2 separate regions of the Homo sapiens genome follow, and region 2 is linked to region 1. Evidence: chromatin loops called from intact Hi-C (ENCODE). Cell type or tissue: ovary. All regions are shown on one strand. Each heading gives the region's core, and the rest is flanking DNA. Links, peaks and the distances in the headings are about the cores only. Region 1 overlaps CLEC16A (C-type lectin domain containing 16A). Region 2 overlaps CLEC16A (C-type lectin domain containing 16A).

Region 1 (8,328 bases), core at 50-8,049:
ACCTGAGATCAGGGGTTTGAGACCAGCCTGGCCAACATGGTGAAACCCTGTCTCTACTGAAAATACAAAAATTAGCCAGGCGTGGTGGCGCATGCCTGTTGTCCTAGCTACTCAGGTGGCTGACACAGGGGAATCACTTGAACCTGGCAGGTGGAGGTTGCAATAAGCCAGGAATGCGCCATTGCACTCCAGCCTGGGCAACACAACAAAACTCCGTCTCAAAAAAATAAAAATAAATCACCTCCTGCAAGAAGCCTTCTCTGACCCTTGGGCTGTGTCATGGCCTGTCTTCCAGCAGTCTACATCCTCCTGGTCTTCCCCTGCTGTGGCTCTTGTCCCATGGCATGTAATTGTCACTTCTTTGGGCTCCCATGCTAGACAGGAACCCCTGAGGGACAAGTCTTACCCATCTCTGTGGTCCTCTTTGCCAAGCAGAGTCCAGCACCCCCAGAAATGTTTGAATGAAAAGTCTGAGGCAGTGATGAATGGGTGTACCGGTTCCATCTATGAAGCCTTTTCTTCCCCACAACTGGCCTATGTCGGAGGAGAATCTGGGTTGGATGTTAGCAGGAGAGAATGCCTCCTTGCTTAGAAGAGCCTTGAATGCCAGGCTCAGATCCATTTGACCAGAAGAGCTCCTTGAGGTCTGGCCAGCATCTGTGGGTACCAGGATCCCCCACAGATGTGTGTGGCACCCACAGATGCCTTCTCTAGCAGTGTTAGTAATATAGATCCCAGAGGTGAGTTTTGTTTTGGGGGGTTTTTTTGAGACAAGGTCTCACTCTGTCGCCCAGGCTGGAGTACAGTGGTACAATCTCAGCTTACTGCAACCTCTGCCTCCTGGGCTCAAGCAGTCCTCCTGCCTCAGCCTTCCAAGTACCTGGGACTACAGCCATGTGCCACCATACCCAGCTAATTTTTTTTTTATTAAAATTATCTCCCTAGGAGTCATAGAGATGGGGTCTCACTATATTGCCCAGGCTGTTTTCAAACTCTGAGCTCAAGCAATCCTCCCACCTCAGCCTCCCAAAGGATGGGATTACAGGTATATGCCACCACACCCAGCATATCCCAGAGGTTTTAACATATTCTCTAGACTATGTCCTCTGCCTGGGGACCTCACCCCCTAAGGAAGGAGAATACCCTGGGCCAGGATCTGCTCTCTGGAATACCCTTGTGTACTTTTCTGATGAGGTGCCTTACAGAGGAAATCCAAGGGAAAGAGAAGATGTAGCCCCATCTTCAAGAACTTCTCTCCAGAGGGAGGAAGGAGAGGTGGGCCCATACCACGAAGGTGGAGAAAAATCACAAGCCCTCTCTGCACCCCAGCTTACTTGTTCCCAACAGCATTCCTACAAAGTAGGGGTGTCCTCATTTTTCAGATAAGGAAACAGCCTCTGAAGGGTCACCCAGTGTAAGGATGCATCTGCCTTCTTCATCCCTGTAGCCCAGTACCCGACACACAGTAGCCCCATAGCCCTAGGCACAAATGGGGTAGAGAGACCCTGACCACATCCTGTGGAAGGTCCAGAGCAGAGCCATCACAGAGGGCTTCCGAAGACCAGGATACCCTTGTTCCTGGGCTGCTGGGCTGCTGAACAGCGGGGAAGAGGAGCTGTGTGAACCTAGATTCCATGTGACTTTATCTGGCTGCATAATGAGCTTAAGTATTCAGATCTTTTCTTGGAAATCTCAAGTATTCCATTTGGCTGCCTCACAGAGTTAGGCAATTTTATTTACTCATGCTAAACAGGGCCATTTTCAGAGAGGAAATTATGCAATGTACTATGCAAATGTGGCATTCCGAGAGCAGAGATAAGTGTGGTCACCGATGCATTGTAAGATGAGATCGTGTCTCTGGCAGCTGGGTGTCACTTGATAAGGGGATATGCCAGACTGTACTTGGAACTGCTGCTCCCTTGGACTCGGTTTCTGGTAATTGTGTTTTCACCAAGTTGTCAAGCTGTGAACTGCACGTATTGAAGAAGAGGAACAAGGAGTGAAGCTTTTGCAAGTTGCTCATCCTTAAGTAGACTTCAGCAGTCAGAGAGGCTGCCCCCATACATGTTCTGGACACATGGGAACAAGGAGGGTAAAATTCTCATCCTCCATTCTCCCAAGAAGAGTCTTAAAATTTGACACGGGGGAAAGATGAAGACACACAACTGGTTTTCCTGGCCACTGTGAAAACCAGTCACCTCATTTTACTAGACATGGCATGTGCCTTTCATACTGAGAGAAAGGAAGTAGCTGTGGAAAACCCCACCTTTGGAAGCAGACAGAGCTGAGCCCAAAGCTAGCACTTCCCCCAGCCTGTGGGTACCTGAGATTGAGGCACCCAGCCTCCCCAAGCCTTCAGCTCCCTGCCTGAAAATGGCACTTTCAGTTAGTTATTGCTCCTGGGCCGTGTACCAGTCACAAAGACAGCCAACCCTTCACACAGCCACTGCTCAGATAGTTGCTGAGTGAGCCAGTGACAGATTTATCCACCTCTATCTGTAAAGTGAGCATTGATACAGTGTCCTCAGTGGCCCTGAGTGTGCTGGGAGACATGAAGATTCTGCAGAGTTAAGAGATTCTGGAAAGAGTCCTACAGAGGGCTCCATCCAAACTCTTTCCATTCAAATCCTTGCTATTCAACTTGGGAACAAAATGGATCTTCACAATGATAGGATCCTGTAGTCATCACACAAAAGTGATATAAAGGAGGCCAGAAAACTAATAATTTGAGTGCAGATTCTGCATACTGACCAGTCACCTTGTGTCAAATCTGTTGTAATTTGCCTGAACTTCACAACAATGCTAGGAAGTCCATTTTTCCCCAAAAAATTTTATTTTGAAACCTTCCAAGCATACAACCAAGTTGAAAGAATTGTATAGTGAACACCCTCATACTTGTCTACTTGTCTTATCACGTATCTACTTTATCCACCAAACTTTTTTGTGGGGGAGAGTTAGAGTCTCTCTCACCCAGGCTGGAGTGCAGTGTTTTGATCATAGCTCACTGCAGCCTCGAACTCCTGGGCCCGAGTGAGCTTCCCACTTCGGCCTCCGAAGCAGCTAGGATTACAGGTGTGAGCCACCACACCCAGCCCAATTTTTTTTTTTTTTTTTTTTTAGATGGGGTATTGCTATGTTTCCCAGGCGAGAATAGCTCTGGCTATGTTAACCAAGCTGGAGTTTACAGGCTTAGTCTTAGTGCTGTAGCCTCAAACTCCTGGCCTCAAGCAATCCTCCTGCCTCAGCCTCCTGAGTTGTGGGACTATAGTTGCATGCCACCACACCTGGCTTCTCTTCTTTTTTTTTTTAAGATACTTTTCCTTAGAGGTGAGGAAGTGAATCTTTTTAAAAATTTATTTCAAAGTAAATTGCAGGCCTCAGTACCCTTCTCCCCAAATACTCCAGCTTGCATATCATGAAGTAGAGCTATAAAATTATTTTATTACCCCCCGCCTATAGATGAGACAACTGAAGCAAAGTCACATGCCCAGGGTCACCACAGCTGGAAGGTGGCAGAGTTACCACTCAACTCCAGGCACTTGGCCCAGGCCCGGCTTGGGACTGTTGCCCTGCACAGCTTCCCCTGCATTCAGACCTGTGCTTCTTGGTGGGGAAGTGGAGCTGGAATGTGTTAGGAGAACACAAGAGTTTTCTTAACAGTGCTCTGCCGGTTACTCTTGGTGGTGTGGGCAGAGGGGTGTGGAGAGGCGGCAGAGGCCCGGACATCAGTGTGGCACCTGTAGTGGGACGCCCAGTGAACAGCTCAAACCTTAAAACCAAGCAGTAGGTCCCAGTTTCCCCGGGTAACTGAATTTCAACAAATACCCCATTATCTACATACCTCATTGCTGGTTTCCTTTACAAATCCCAGAAATGCCACCAGTACATTTTTTTTTTTCCTCTTCATGTTAGAGGGTGCGGCTTATAGGCCTGGCAGTAGAAAGGTGCCAAGACCCACTCTCTGTCCAGGAAATATCACACTTCACAACTGCCCCCTTTTCATGCTGGGAAGGAATGCTTTAGGGAGCCACAAAGAAGAAAAAGTAATTGATTGCTACTTGCAGCAAATAACCCATAAGCTGTTGCTGGGTTGATGGAGAAATGGTTACTTAATTTTCTTCAAAGGATTGATTTGACTGTCAGGAGAAGCAGCCAACCTAATTGAGTGTGCTAGTTCACACCCTCGGTGGGAACAGTCTCAGCCCTTCTTTTGTCTTGAAAGTGTCCTGGATTATGAAGTCCCCCACCGGAGTGAGTCGAGGCTCAGGAAGGTCCAGGTGTCCTACCATGCTGTTCTGCCTCTTTCAGGTGATCTGTAGAATTTACCAGGGCCCAGTTCCTTGTCACTCCAGCTCTGCTGGGCTTACACTGGAATCAGCACTGGCTTCCTTTTCAAAGCACTCAAGTTAGCTCCCAAGGAAACGTGATTTGTTTATGCCCCAGAATGGCTGCTGTTTTCAGTTTTCAGTGGATTCTGACAGGGTGGTGACCTGGGAGAGATGCATTGCACTGTCCTCCTGGGCTGTTGATTGACCCCTCGGACCACTTAGGCTTCCTCTCCCCTCCACCCCGCACTGAGCCGTGACTCACCAGGTACTCCCCAGCAGTGCAGTATGGTGGCCAAGGCCCCTCCTGCAGCTGCATTCTGTCATCAGGGAGGCATGCGAGGCTGATTTTCCCTCAAGTCACCAATGTAATTCTGTGCCACAAAGAACCGTCTCCATCCCACAGAGGCTGATTCCCCAAGTGTCCAGCAGCTTGGAAGGGTAGCCATCCTTCTGCTGGTCTGAAGCACCATGAGGGCAGGCTGCTGACTGGTCTTGCTAACTGATGGATTCTAGCATCTGAAAAGAGCCCAAGGGGCGGACACCCAGCTTCAGTCTCTCCTGCATGCCAGGAAGAGAAACTCTCAAGGGTAGAAGAGAGACAGCATTTCCTAAGCCAAAGAAGGAACTAGGTCTCCTGCTCGAAGGGGCCACCAAGTGCCCTGTGAAAGGGGGACCTTGCCAAGGCAGTCCAGGAGCATGGAGGTGGCTTCAGATCCTTGGCCACCAGGGAGTTAAACCCTCAGGGCTTGCCTGTTGAGAGCTCACATCATTTGACTGTCTCCTTGCCAGAACCAGCCAACATCTCCCACCCACCCTCTGCAGCTAGCCCAGGTAGAGGGGGCACCAGGCTGTGAGGCAGATGAGTGCTCTCTCTGGCCTCAGCCAGGGGACTGGAATGCCAGGTTTTGATCAGCTTGTTCAGGAGAGTGTGAAGTTCACATGGCCATCTGGCTGCATCCCTCAGCCACATATGTCACTCATCAGTTTGTGTCATTGGGGAAGTCACTTGTCCTGCTGCAGTTTGTGGCCACCTCATAGGATCTGGGACCATGTCAAGTGGAAAGTTGGGGCTTGGCATATAAAAGCACTTTATAAAGGTTGGTCTTGGTGCCAGCAGCCATTGTCATTGATGAAACTACTGGGCCGGGCGCGGTGGCTCATGCCTGTAATCCCAGCACTTTGGGAGGCCGAGGCGGGCGGATCACGAGGTCAGGAGATCGAGACCATCCTGGCTAACATGGTGAAACCCCATCTCTACTAAAAATACAAACAAATTAGCCAGGCGTGGTGGCGGGCGCCTGTAGTCCCAGTTACTCGGGAGGCTGAGGCAGGAGAATGGCATGAACCCGGGAGGCGGAGCTTGCAGTGAGCTGAGATCGCGCCACTGCACTCCAGCCTGGGCGACAGAGTGAGACTGTCTCAAAAAAAAAAAAAAAAAAAAAAAAACTGGGAGCAGGGGCCTTGATTCAAAACAGCCCTGACTTTTTTTTTTTTATTAGATGGAGTCTCACTCTGTCACCCAGGCAGTGGTGCAGTGGTGCGATCATGACCCAGTGCAACCTGGAACTCCAGGCTCAAGCTATCCTCCCACCTCAGCCTGGGACCACAGGTGTGCACCACCACACCCAGCTAATTTTTTTATTATTTGTAAAGACGAGGTCTTGCTATGTTGCCCAGTCTGGTCTTGAGCTCCTGGGCTCAAGTAATCCTCCCGCCTTGGCCTCCCAAAGTAATGGGATTACAGGTATGAGCCACCTCACTCAGCCCTGATAATCTTTCAGTACATGGCTTTAGAGAACCAAAGCCTGGAATGGTGCTGCATCCCCAACTCCGGTGAAAGCCAGCAATGCTCAGTGTTTTTTGCCCTCCCTGCACCACCCACAGGCCACTGCAGTTCCCCCTCACTAATCCCTGGTACCAGCGCAGACTCGGGAATAGAAACAAGTCAGGCTGGATGGGTGTGTGGAGGGGCCAAGACCACAGCCCCTCCCTCACACGTGCAGCCACGGGCCCTCCAGGTGTCCTATCAGCTGTGGGCCCTGCTCTTGGAATTCCAGGGTGAGCCTGCCTTTCCCTCAAGGGATCAGTGTTCCCTGTTCCTCAGCCCCTCCTGACCTCTGATTAACCACACGTGCTTGAAAGATTTGCTAATGTTTACTGAACTGCTAATTTAAACTCCAGCCGTAGCCTAAAACAGGCTGTTGGATTTCAAAGCCTTGGAATTCTGCTGGCCTGGATATCCCCCTGTAAGGAAAAAGACTTGCATTCTAAATGCAGCTGGAGCCACCAATGCTAAGAATTAAATTATGGATTGGCATCCGTATTTTATTGTGAAGGGATTATTAAAATACAGCAAAAGTCAGTCAGCCCCATTTATCGCTCAGTAATGGGCTACAGCCTGTCAGAGGGGGCTGTAGGGGAAGGCTTCAGCCCAGGAGCTAAAAGAACAGTTGATTGAGCAGTCCCTGGCCTCCAAGTGGGAGCACCAAAAGACATTAGCTTCCTTCCATCCCATCCACAAATACTTCTTCAGCACCAGCCATTGCCCAGACCCCCTCCAGAGGGTACAGCAGCTAGTGATACTGGTCAGGACCCCTTGTTTTGGGAGCTTACAGTCTGGACAGGGATGCTTCAACACAGTCAAGAATGACAGGCACTGGGATGGGGCTGGGGATTAGGGAAATGTAGAGAGGGACTGGGGGAGCAGCCAGGGATGAGGGGTCAGGGGAGGCCTCACTGCAGAGCCCGGGGGGCCTGTGTATCTTGCATATTCCATGACCTTACGGGAATTCTGAAAAACAACCGAAAACCATGATTCATTTTCTCCCTCTGAAGAGACTCATTTAGTCAAGAGTTTGCATTCAGAAAACATGAGTACCTTAGGCAGAAGGGTTCCAACGAGAGAGTCATGGCTCCAGAAATGTCATGGCACTTCCGAGCAATTTGACTTGTGCTGGGAGAACACTAGGACCACTTCTGACAATGACCACCATAGCTTGCCTCTGTGATGCATGCTGGGCACAGCCCCATGCCCCTCCCAGATACCCTGGGCAGTCCTGCAGGTGGTTAAGTGTTCTTCTTATAAGGCAGAAACCTGAGACTCAGAAAAGGGAGGTGATCGGCCCAGGGTCACACAGTTTAATAACTGGCAGAGCTGGGCTTTAAACCCAGTCTGCACAGTGCTAAAGCTCAAGTTGCCGTGATACTGCTCTTCATGGTAACAGCATGCTTTTTCTTTCATGCTTTTTCCTTTTCTCCTCTTCCTTCCCAGCATCTTAAAGTTGTGTTGGGAAATGGTTGTGCTAGTTTCCCTTCATTCTGCTAAATACTTGCAGGATCTTCCAAGGTCCCCAAAACAGCCAATCCTGAGTTGTTTCTCTAGGCCAGTCTTCTGAGATGCAGCATGTAGCTTCTTGGTGGTACTGAAAGAATTTTAGAATTTTAGATGTGCCTGGATGTAGCACTAAATTAAATTACCATCACAATTATCTATTGCTGAGTAACCAACCACATATATTAACTTCATGGCTTAAAACAACTATGGGAATTCATTTTGCTAGCAAATGTATAATTTGCCCAGGGCTCAATGGGAATAACTCTGCTCCACATGGCATCAGCTGGCGTGTATAGACTGGGAGCTGGCTGTGGGCCTGGACCTTGGTTTCTCTCTGTGGGTGTCTCCATGGCTACTTGGGCTTCCTCACAACATGGTGGATAGGTTCCAAGAGCATTTTTATGACTTTGCCTCAGAAATCACAAAGCATCACTTCCATTGGTACTCTTTTGGTCTAGACAATCACTGAGGCCCACTCAGGTTCAAGGAGAAGGGTAGACCCCACCACTTGATGGGAGGAGAGTCAAAGTCACACTATGAGAAGAACATGTAGGTAAGAAATATTGCTGTGGCCATCTTTGGAAAGTATAGTCCGTAAGAAAATCCATTTCAGTGCCCCTCTAGTCTGTGCTGTTACACCAAGGAGAAGGTCTCAGATTCAGACTA
Region 2 (8,328 bases), core at 224-8,223, 50 kb before region 1:
TCATAGCTCACTGCAGCCTCAAACTCCTGGGCTCCAGCCATCCTCCCACCTCAGCGTCGGTAGCTGGAACTACAGGCACAAGCTACCACACCTAGCTAATTTTTAGATGTTTTATAGAGATGAAGTCTTGCTAAGTTACCCAAGTTAGCCTTGAACTCCTGGCCTCAAGCCATCCTCCTGCCTTGGCCTCCCAAAGTGCTGAAATTACAGACATGTACCACCACACCCAGCCCACACTCTACCTTCTTTTGGTTCACAGTTCATCAGGGTTTTTCTTACCACTTCTATGAACACATAGCCTCTGTTATGAAGTAGATCAATTCAAATCAGTTCTTTATGTGAATTTCCTCATTAAATTCTATAACCATCCTAGGAGATTGGCACTATTATTATCCCCATTTTACAGAGGAAGAATTTTTTTTTTTTTTAGACAGGGTCCTGCTCTGTCACCCAGGTTGGAGTGCAGTGGTGCCATCTTGGCTCACTGCAACACACTCTGCCCCCTGGGGTCAAGCAATCCTCCCACCTCAGCCTCCTGGGTAGCTGGGATTACAGGTGTGTGCCACCACACTCGGCTAATTTTTGTATTTTTTGTAGAAATGGGGTTTTGCCATGTTACCCAGGCTGGTCTTGAACTCCTGGACCCAAGCGATCCGCCCACCTCGGCCTCTCAAAGTGCTAGGATTACAGATGTGAACCACCACGCCCTGTCCACAGGGGAAGAAATTGATGCATGGAGAGGTCTGGTGATTTGCTCAAGGTCACCCAGCTAGTGAGTAGCTGAGCCACAAGTCAGCCCAGGCAATGTGGCCCCCAGAACCTAGACTCTTAGGCATTCTGATCCACTGCTTCCCACACTGCCTTCTTGAGATCTGCTGGCTCTGCTCAGGACACTGGGACAGCAAAAACACAGCCCCAGTCCTGAAGAAATCAGAGCCTTAGAGGTCAAAGTGGGAAGAGACAGTGGCAGGTCATGTGGCTCAGGCCATTATTCAAGCAGCATTAGGTCAGGTCACTAATCCCACCTGGAGCAGGAAGTGGGACAGGCATCAGATAGGGAGGCATAGGCCCAGAGACAGGTGGCACATTCTGGCACCAACACGGCAGTGATTGCAGCTGGAGCCCACAGGAGGATGTGATGAGGCTGGGGGTGCTGGCAGGAGCCAGATCACGGGAGCCTTGGAGCCCCTTGAGAACCTTGGCTGTCACCTCTTAACACAGTTTCATGACCTCATGCCCTGCTGGGCTGGGGCAGATGGTCCTGATCCACAGGCGAGAGATGGGAGAAATGCAGGGGCCAGTTTGTCAGGCATGTGGCAGAAGGGAGGTTGCTTCTTGTCTACTCTGAGCTGCTGTCTCCATCTGTCAAGTAAAATGTGCCTGCCTTTCCAGAGTTATCGTGAGGACTCGGCAGCAAGCCAATGGCAGGTCTCGATGATAGTCTTTTTGCCCCTCACATGTCACAGAGTTGCAGGTTCCCAGGGCTGTGCTGCCCACCTCCCTTGTCCTGGATAGGATGCACAACCCGAGTGGCTGGCTGAAGCACAGATAGAGAATATCTCAGCTTCTCTAGAGTCTCTTTGCCTGTCTGACAAGTTTCCAAAAGCAACTCTCAAGTCCTCCCAGGGTCCCTGGGTAGCAGAATGATATAAAAGAGGCCAGGCTACCTCAAAGCCAAGGCATCCACTTTAGAAAAGCTTCCTTTGTGACTTTAATAATTTCTTTCTGAAGGGTGGCTTTGGCCACTCATCTCACTACGGTTCCTGTTGCAAGGTAGCCATCTAGAATCATCCAGAAGCTTAGCTCTTCAAGCCCACTTCAGAAATCAGAACACACCAATGTGCTTTGAATCTGAGCTAAAGGAAGTTACATGGTTTAGCAAGCAATTGAGGGCTTATGTGGTTCGTTTCAAGTTTTTTGCTTGTATCCAAAGAACATTCCAAGCTACCCCTTTGGATTCAAAGGTTTTCTTTCTTTTTTTTTTTTTTTTTCCACCAAGTAGACTTTTTAAAGGAGGCTGATCCTTTTTAGAAACTCCATCCTTTATTTTCCTTAAGGACTTGTCAAAGAGGTTCAAACAATTCTCCTGGCAAATCATTCCTAAATATTCATAGATTCATCAAAGAGCTGCTAGATTCTTGCTATGTGCCAAATACTGTGTTAGCCTTGGGGGTGAAGAAATGAGTGAGCACACATCCCTGCCTTCTGGACCGCTCTTTTTACCTAGTGAGGTAAAGTTTATTAACAAGTAAGAGAATAGCAGGTTGGGTATCAACTCACAGTCAGAGCTCTGGAGGAAAGAAACAGCATGCCATAGCCAGGGGCTGAGGAGCGCTCCTCCTGCAGATAGAGTGATCGGAAGAGCTTCTCTGCAGAGTTGACATCTGAGCTGAAACCTGGAGCATGAGGAGGAGCCAGGAAGGTTAAAGTGATAAAGGAGGCACTTTCCAAACAGGGAACAGCACACATCCAGTCCCTGAGATGCCACCAAGTGTGGCATGTTCAAGGAGCATAGTTAAGTGAGGGAGGGGCAGGAGCGCAGCTACAGGAGAGGATGGTGGTAGCGCTTTGCAGGCCGTGGGGAGGCATCTCACGATAACGCCGTTTTCCCTCTTGCTTTTTTTTTTTTTTTTTTTTTTTTTTTTTTTGAGACGAGTCTCAGTCTGTCACCCATGCTGGAGTGCAGTGGCATGATCTCGGCTCACTGCAACCTGCTCCTCCTAGGTTCAAGTGATTCTCCTGCCTCAGCCTCTACAGTAGCATGAGCCACCACGTCCAGCTGATTTTTTAATTTTTTTTGTATTTTTAGTAGAGACTGGGTTTCCCCAGTCTGTTGGCCAGGCTGCTCCCAAACTCCTGAACTCAGGTGATCCACCTGCCTCGGCCTCCCATGGTGCTGGGATTACAGGCGTGAGCCACCATGCCCAGCCCTCTCTTGCATTTTAAAAACCACATCACTTATTCTTTCTTTCAACATAGTTGTTGAACATATTCTAGGTGTCAGGCTCTGAGTAAGATGCAAGACAAGAATGATGAGCAAATAATATAAAATAAGACCAAAACAGCAAGGGGTCCACTGAGCCATGCCAGCTGAGAAGGGAAATTCATGTTGAAATGAAGGTCACTGGAGCTGTTGGGGTCCAGTGAGAACATTGGAGCAGAACTTTGGGCTTAGGCTGGATCCATCCCACATGTAGGGGGACCTGAGAGAAGCAGTGAAGAAGGAAAACAGTGGTGTCAGTCAGACCAACCACGGGTCAAATCCCAACTCCAGCTGCATGAGCTTGAGCGAGCCACTCACCCTCCCGGAACCTCAGGTCCCTCGTGGGTCTTGCCTCTCAGCTGTTGCCCAGAGTAGACGAGTGTGGCTGTGAAGTGACAAGCCCAGGGCCTGGCAGACAGTAAGTGCTCAGGAAGCATTGTCTGAACAGAGATGGAGCAGTCTAGTATGTAAGGTGGGAAAGAAATAGGGTCTTTCATGATCTAAATCTACCAAAGCTTAATGCCAGAGAAAAGAGAGTTAGGAATAGGATTTTTTGGTGAATATCAAAATCCAAGTTTAAGCCACTAGCCATCTGTATATAGTCATCTTGGAAGCGGTTATGAAACACCCATATTTGCACGAGGTTTTATTTGTCCCCACATTGTTTCCCTGTTCCTTTGTAAAACCACAAGCAGTTTTTGTGTTTATCACTATTGGCCTTGAGGAAATAGAATATTTTGCTTTATTTTTTCGATGTGTATTATACATTAAAGAAAATACAATAACATCTCATGCAGTTTCAAAAGTAAAGGGAACAGTCTTTCCCATGATTTCATCACCCTAAACAAACAATACTTAGACATCTTTTGTGCTCCTCCTATCTTTGTCTGTAAAAAGAGTGTACTGTGGTCTTGCTTTCATCCCTTCTTTTTCTTTCTTTTCGTCGTAGCACAAGAAGTTTTTCATGTTGTCACAGTTTAAATAAGTCTCATTTCTTATGGCCTCATAAAGGTTCATCTGGCATTTTCTTGCAAGTAGACATTTTCGTTGCTTCCAGTATTACATTATTTTCAACTAAACTATAATGAGCAGCTTCATGAATACAGTGTTTTTCTTTCTTTTGAATTATTTCTTTAGGATAAGTTCCCAGAAGCGGAATTTCTGGTTCAAAGGGTATGAATGTGTTTTTTTCATGACCCTCTGCATATTGCCAAATTGCTTTCCCGATGGGTTGTGCCCACATTAAACTGCTTCGGCCCTCTTTTAAGAATGACTGACTTTCACAGCTACATGGCCTCAGTGGGCTTCTAACTTGAGTGACTGTCGCCTAAACTAGGCAGCTTGCACATGCAGCAAGGAAGCAGGAGGGTGAAAACCGAGCCTTTGTTCCAGGCCAGCTCGTGGGCTCAGCACATCACCGGTGCCATCCCGTTGTACCTGCACGGTGGGTGCCCCATTTCCAGAACACAAGCCTGGGCTTGGGCACGTCACGTGATTACCAAGCCCCAGCTTGAGCCACAGTGTGTCTGACTACAGAGCCACCCACCTTCCCCTGCTCATTGGACTGATTCCCCGGTGACATTGAGTTTGCCAGAATTTGCTTCCAGACTCATTGAAGCAAAGAAACTGGAGCAATCTCTTTATATTTGAGCTTGGTCAGCTGTCATCCTTTTCAAAATCTAACCTGTTCTTCCTGGGTCAGTCCTTCCTGATATTCTATGGAAGAATCTGAAAGAATAATAATTTATTTTTCCTTTTTAATAATACTTTTAAATTTGCGTCTTTATTTAGCAAAGAAAAGCGCTCAATAAAACCCTGGGTCCCAAGCCTTAAATCTTTTGGAGGTCAAGGAGTGTGGTTGGAAGAACACAGAGCTTGGAATCTAGTTATTCACTAACTGACCTTGGGCAGGCTGCCTGTCATTGCTCAGCTTTGGTTTCCCCATCTGTAAAATAGGAACCATGCAGAGTCATTAAAAGCTTAGATGAGACAACCCCGTACAGCTGGCATAGTATGCGGCAGGCCATGGGGAATCAAGAGAGTGCTTATTGTTTTGGGTGTGGTGGGGTGAATTTTATGGCTCTTATGCTCATATTTTAGCTTTCTTTTGTGAATTTACAGAGTTGTGGGGCTGCCCAATGTGCCTACCAGGCCCTTATAACCCCCCTACCCCCATGGGAGCCCAGGTTTTGCCTCGAGTGGAGCTCCCCGCCCTGTGGGAATCGGCCCGCCTCAGATTCATGGACATGGCTTCTCATGTGTCCTTCCTTCTCTTAGGAGTTGGGGCAGGAACCAGGAAAAACATTGAGAGATTTTATTATACAGTCATCCCTCGGTATCCATGGGGAATTGGTTCTAGGGCTCCCCCAAGGATACCAAAATCCACAGATGCTCAAGTCCCTTATATAAACGGCGTAGTGTTTGCATATAACCTATGCACATCCTCCTGTAGACTTTAAATCGTCTCTAGATTACTTATGATACTGAGTACAATGTAAATGCTATGTAAATAGTTTGTTATACTGTATTGATTAGGGAATAATAAGGAAAAAAGTCTGTACAAGTTGAGTACAGATGCAACCCTTTTTTTTTTTAATATTTTTGATCTACAGTTGGTTGAATCCACAGATATGGAACCCATGGATACAGAGAGCTGACTGTATGTGTATTATATTCTATTTTATATTTATGATGATGATTGTTATTATCCATGTGTTGTTTGCAAGGCAAAAGCAGATATTGGCCTATATTGGGAGCCAAATTCTGAACTTTTAAAGTATTTATTGAAAGGTTACAGTTTTTCAGAGTGGTGGGCTGCAGAAAGCCACACGTTTCTGTTTTCTTACCCACCTGCTCTGGTCCTGCATGAGTTATTTGCCTTCAAAACCCCAAGAGGAACAGGCGTTTGGGCACAGAAATGAGCGTCTCCTTGACTTGGACCTGGCTGTGATGGGCCGTTTCCTTTCTTTCTCATCCTCATGGTCATGACTCCTTATTTGAGAGCTCAAGCTGCCAAATATTTCAAGTGACCACCCACGTCTTGGGCTTTCTGTACTTGGACTGCCATGGATGTTTAAGTTTCCTGGTGCACTTGGTTAAGTGACACACATGTCATACATTCCTGAGTTCACACCCAGCTCAGCCACTTAGCAGGTGTGTGAGCTGAAATAACTCTGCCCCTCTCAGCTCTGTTTCTTCCTCCATAAAATCTTCAAGTTACAATAAGGTGCCCACAGTTCCTGCCACCCCGTAAGTGCTTAAAAAATAGAAGTTCTTTTGAATTTTTTAATGGAACTACACTTCTTTTTCTCCCAATTGTTAGAGATGTCTTTATGAAGACTGTACTTTTAAAAACTGTTGACAATCAGATACGAATGCTACCACCACCATCATCATCATTATAACTTAAGAGCTGATCTTTCTCCAGTGCTTTCTGGTTTACAGAGGACTGCACTACCTTAGCATAGGGCCAGGAGATAGGATTGCTCTTCCAGTTCCAACATTAGGAAGTTGCTCCAAGGTCTCCCACTGGTTAGGGCGCAAGGCAGCACTGGGTGTAAGCAGGCTGACCAGCTCCTCATTGCCTGGGGTATGAGGAGGCAGTGTGAGTGCACCTCTTTGCAGACAGTAATTTGGCCCCTTTCTAGTTTTGGGAGGCACACTGCTGTATAGAGGGCACCTCCCCTCACCTAGGTCCAGACTGCAGCCTTCAGAGCCATAAACAAGAAGACCCAAAGGCGCACTGGGATTCGCCTTTGCAGCTCCCTAGTGGTGACAGTGGTTTGTCCCCCCAACCCCACTGTGCTGGCTGCTTTCCCTCCTGCGTTATCTCAGAACCTCCTAGCAGGCATGCGAGCTATCATGCCCATTTTACAGATGAGGAAAAGGAAGCTCACAGAAGTCAGGGGACTTGCCCAGCCTAGTGGAACTGGGAATCTGATGTAGACCTCATGTGTCTGACTCTGGAGCTGTCCCCATGGGGCACTGCACCCTCAGTCAGGCCCAGCAGCTGTGCCTCAGGGAGAGAGGCCTGCAGGTGGCCTTTTCTGTGGACTGCCCCTCTGCTTCCTTGCTCTGGTTGGTGGGCAAGCCTGTCCTGGGGCTGGAGGCTGCTTTCTGCACACACGGCTCCGACTGCTGGGACTCTGCTTTGTTTCTGCTCTCTGAAAGTACCTGGTGGCCACACAATTCTGACCAGACACCACTTCTATGGGCCAGGAATCCCTGTGCTGGTGGATCCACCTGTGCCCCTGGTCTGCTGGCAGGGAAAGCCTGAGGGGCATTCAGGGAACCAAGGTCACTGCCCACCTGCTAGGTGCGAGGTCTCTGCCCCGTCAGCAGCACACCCCCTGTCGTAAGACCAAGGGAGCGGGAGTTGAAGAGACTCACCCAGGGTAGGATTTTCCTCAGGTCTCAGGCCCTGCAGCCCACAGGCATTTCATTTCACCCTCTTCTGTCTGCCCCACCCCCGTATTCAGTAGGTAGTACCTTGAAATGCTTTTGGAGTGATTGGGTTTTCCAGAGCCCATGCTGGTTTGGTTGGGACAGACAGACTCAGGGTCTAGCCCTTGCTGGAAGCATGGCCTGGGCAGGTCACTTCACCTTCTTAGGTCTCAGCTGCCCGGTCTGTGAAATGGGGCTGACTGCTGGGCAGGGATTATTATGAAGGTCACCTGATACTTGGGGACAAGGTCCTGGCAGATGACGGGTGCTCAGTTCAGGTAAAGTAACCCAAACCTGAACCTGTGAATAACTGAAAACAGGCTACTCCCCCTTTGATTTTTTTTTTTCTGTCTTGTTATAAAAGCACGTACCAGAATCAAAACACCCGAAGAGGTGGGCTTTATTGCGTTTCTTTCTTTTTTAATAGAGAGTCATGGTGTCATTTCTGGGTGTGGGGCATCTCACTGAAATGACTCTGCAATCTCACTCTTCTCTGCTCTCTGAACTGTTGGTCCAGGCCATCCGGGTGTTCTTCATGCTGCGTTCCCTGTCACTGCAATTGCGAGGGGAGCCTGAGACACAGTTGCCGCTGACTCGGGAGGAGGACCTGATCAAGACTGATGATGTCCTGGATCTGAGTGAGTTGGCTGCTCTGAGTCACAGCAGGGGGCTGGGGGACATGGGACATGGGACACCACTCTGCTGATTCACACGCCACTGGGAGGGTCAGTGTGCAACCTACATTTTGTACTATTATTGAGCTGTGACCTTGAGCCAGCGGTGTGCATGTCCCATGCAGGTTTTGAAGAAAAGGCCCCTGGGTTCTCTGAGATCAGTTTGAGGGTTCTGCTTTCACACAGCTGGTTCTCTAAAAAGTCTCTGCAGAGCACCTGGAGGCTCAA

The links. Peaks named below come from ENCODE experiments on the same cell type or tissue, not always from the same donor. Only the 100,000 strongest peaks of a DNase experiment are listed, where the experiment ranks them.
Region 2: it touches region 1 in a loop (4-fold over the local background); 3 of 110 quality-filtered maps call a loop at or near these places.

What each region holds. Positions count from the first base shown.
Region 1 is chr16:11,103,360-11,111,687 of GRCh38, forward strand. All of the region lies in intron 19 of CLEC16A (C-type lectin domain containing 16A), which reads left to right. Among named protein-coding and RNA genes, the nearest start is that of SOCS1, 150 kb to the right of the region's middle. RefSeq lists enhancers at 1,593-1,642, 1,993-2,132. In ovary, for the core only: no CTCF peak of the experiment used is centred there; no DNase peak of the experiment used is centred there.
Region 2 is chr16:11,052,959-11,061,286 of GRCh38, forward strand. It overlaps CLEC16A (C-type lectin domain containing 16A), which reads left to right. Exons shown (of 24, transcript NM_015226.3): 19 at 7,944-8,064. Among named protein-coding and RNA genes, the nearest start is that of CLEC16A, 110 kb to the left of the region's middle. In ovary, for the core only: no CTCF peak of the experiment used is centred there; no DNase peak of the experiment used is centred there; H3K27ac peaks cover 1,672 bases.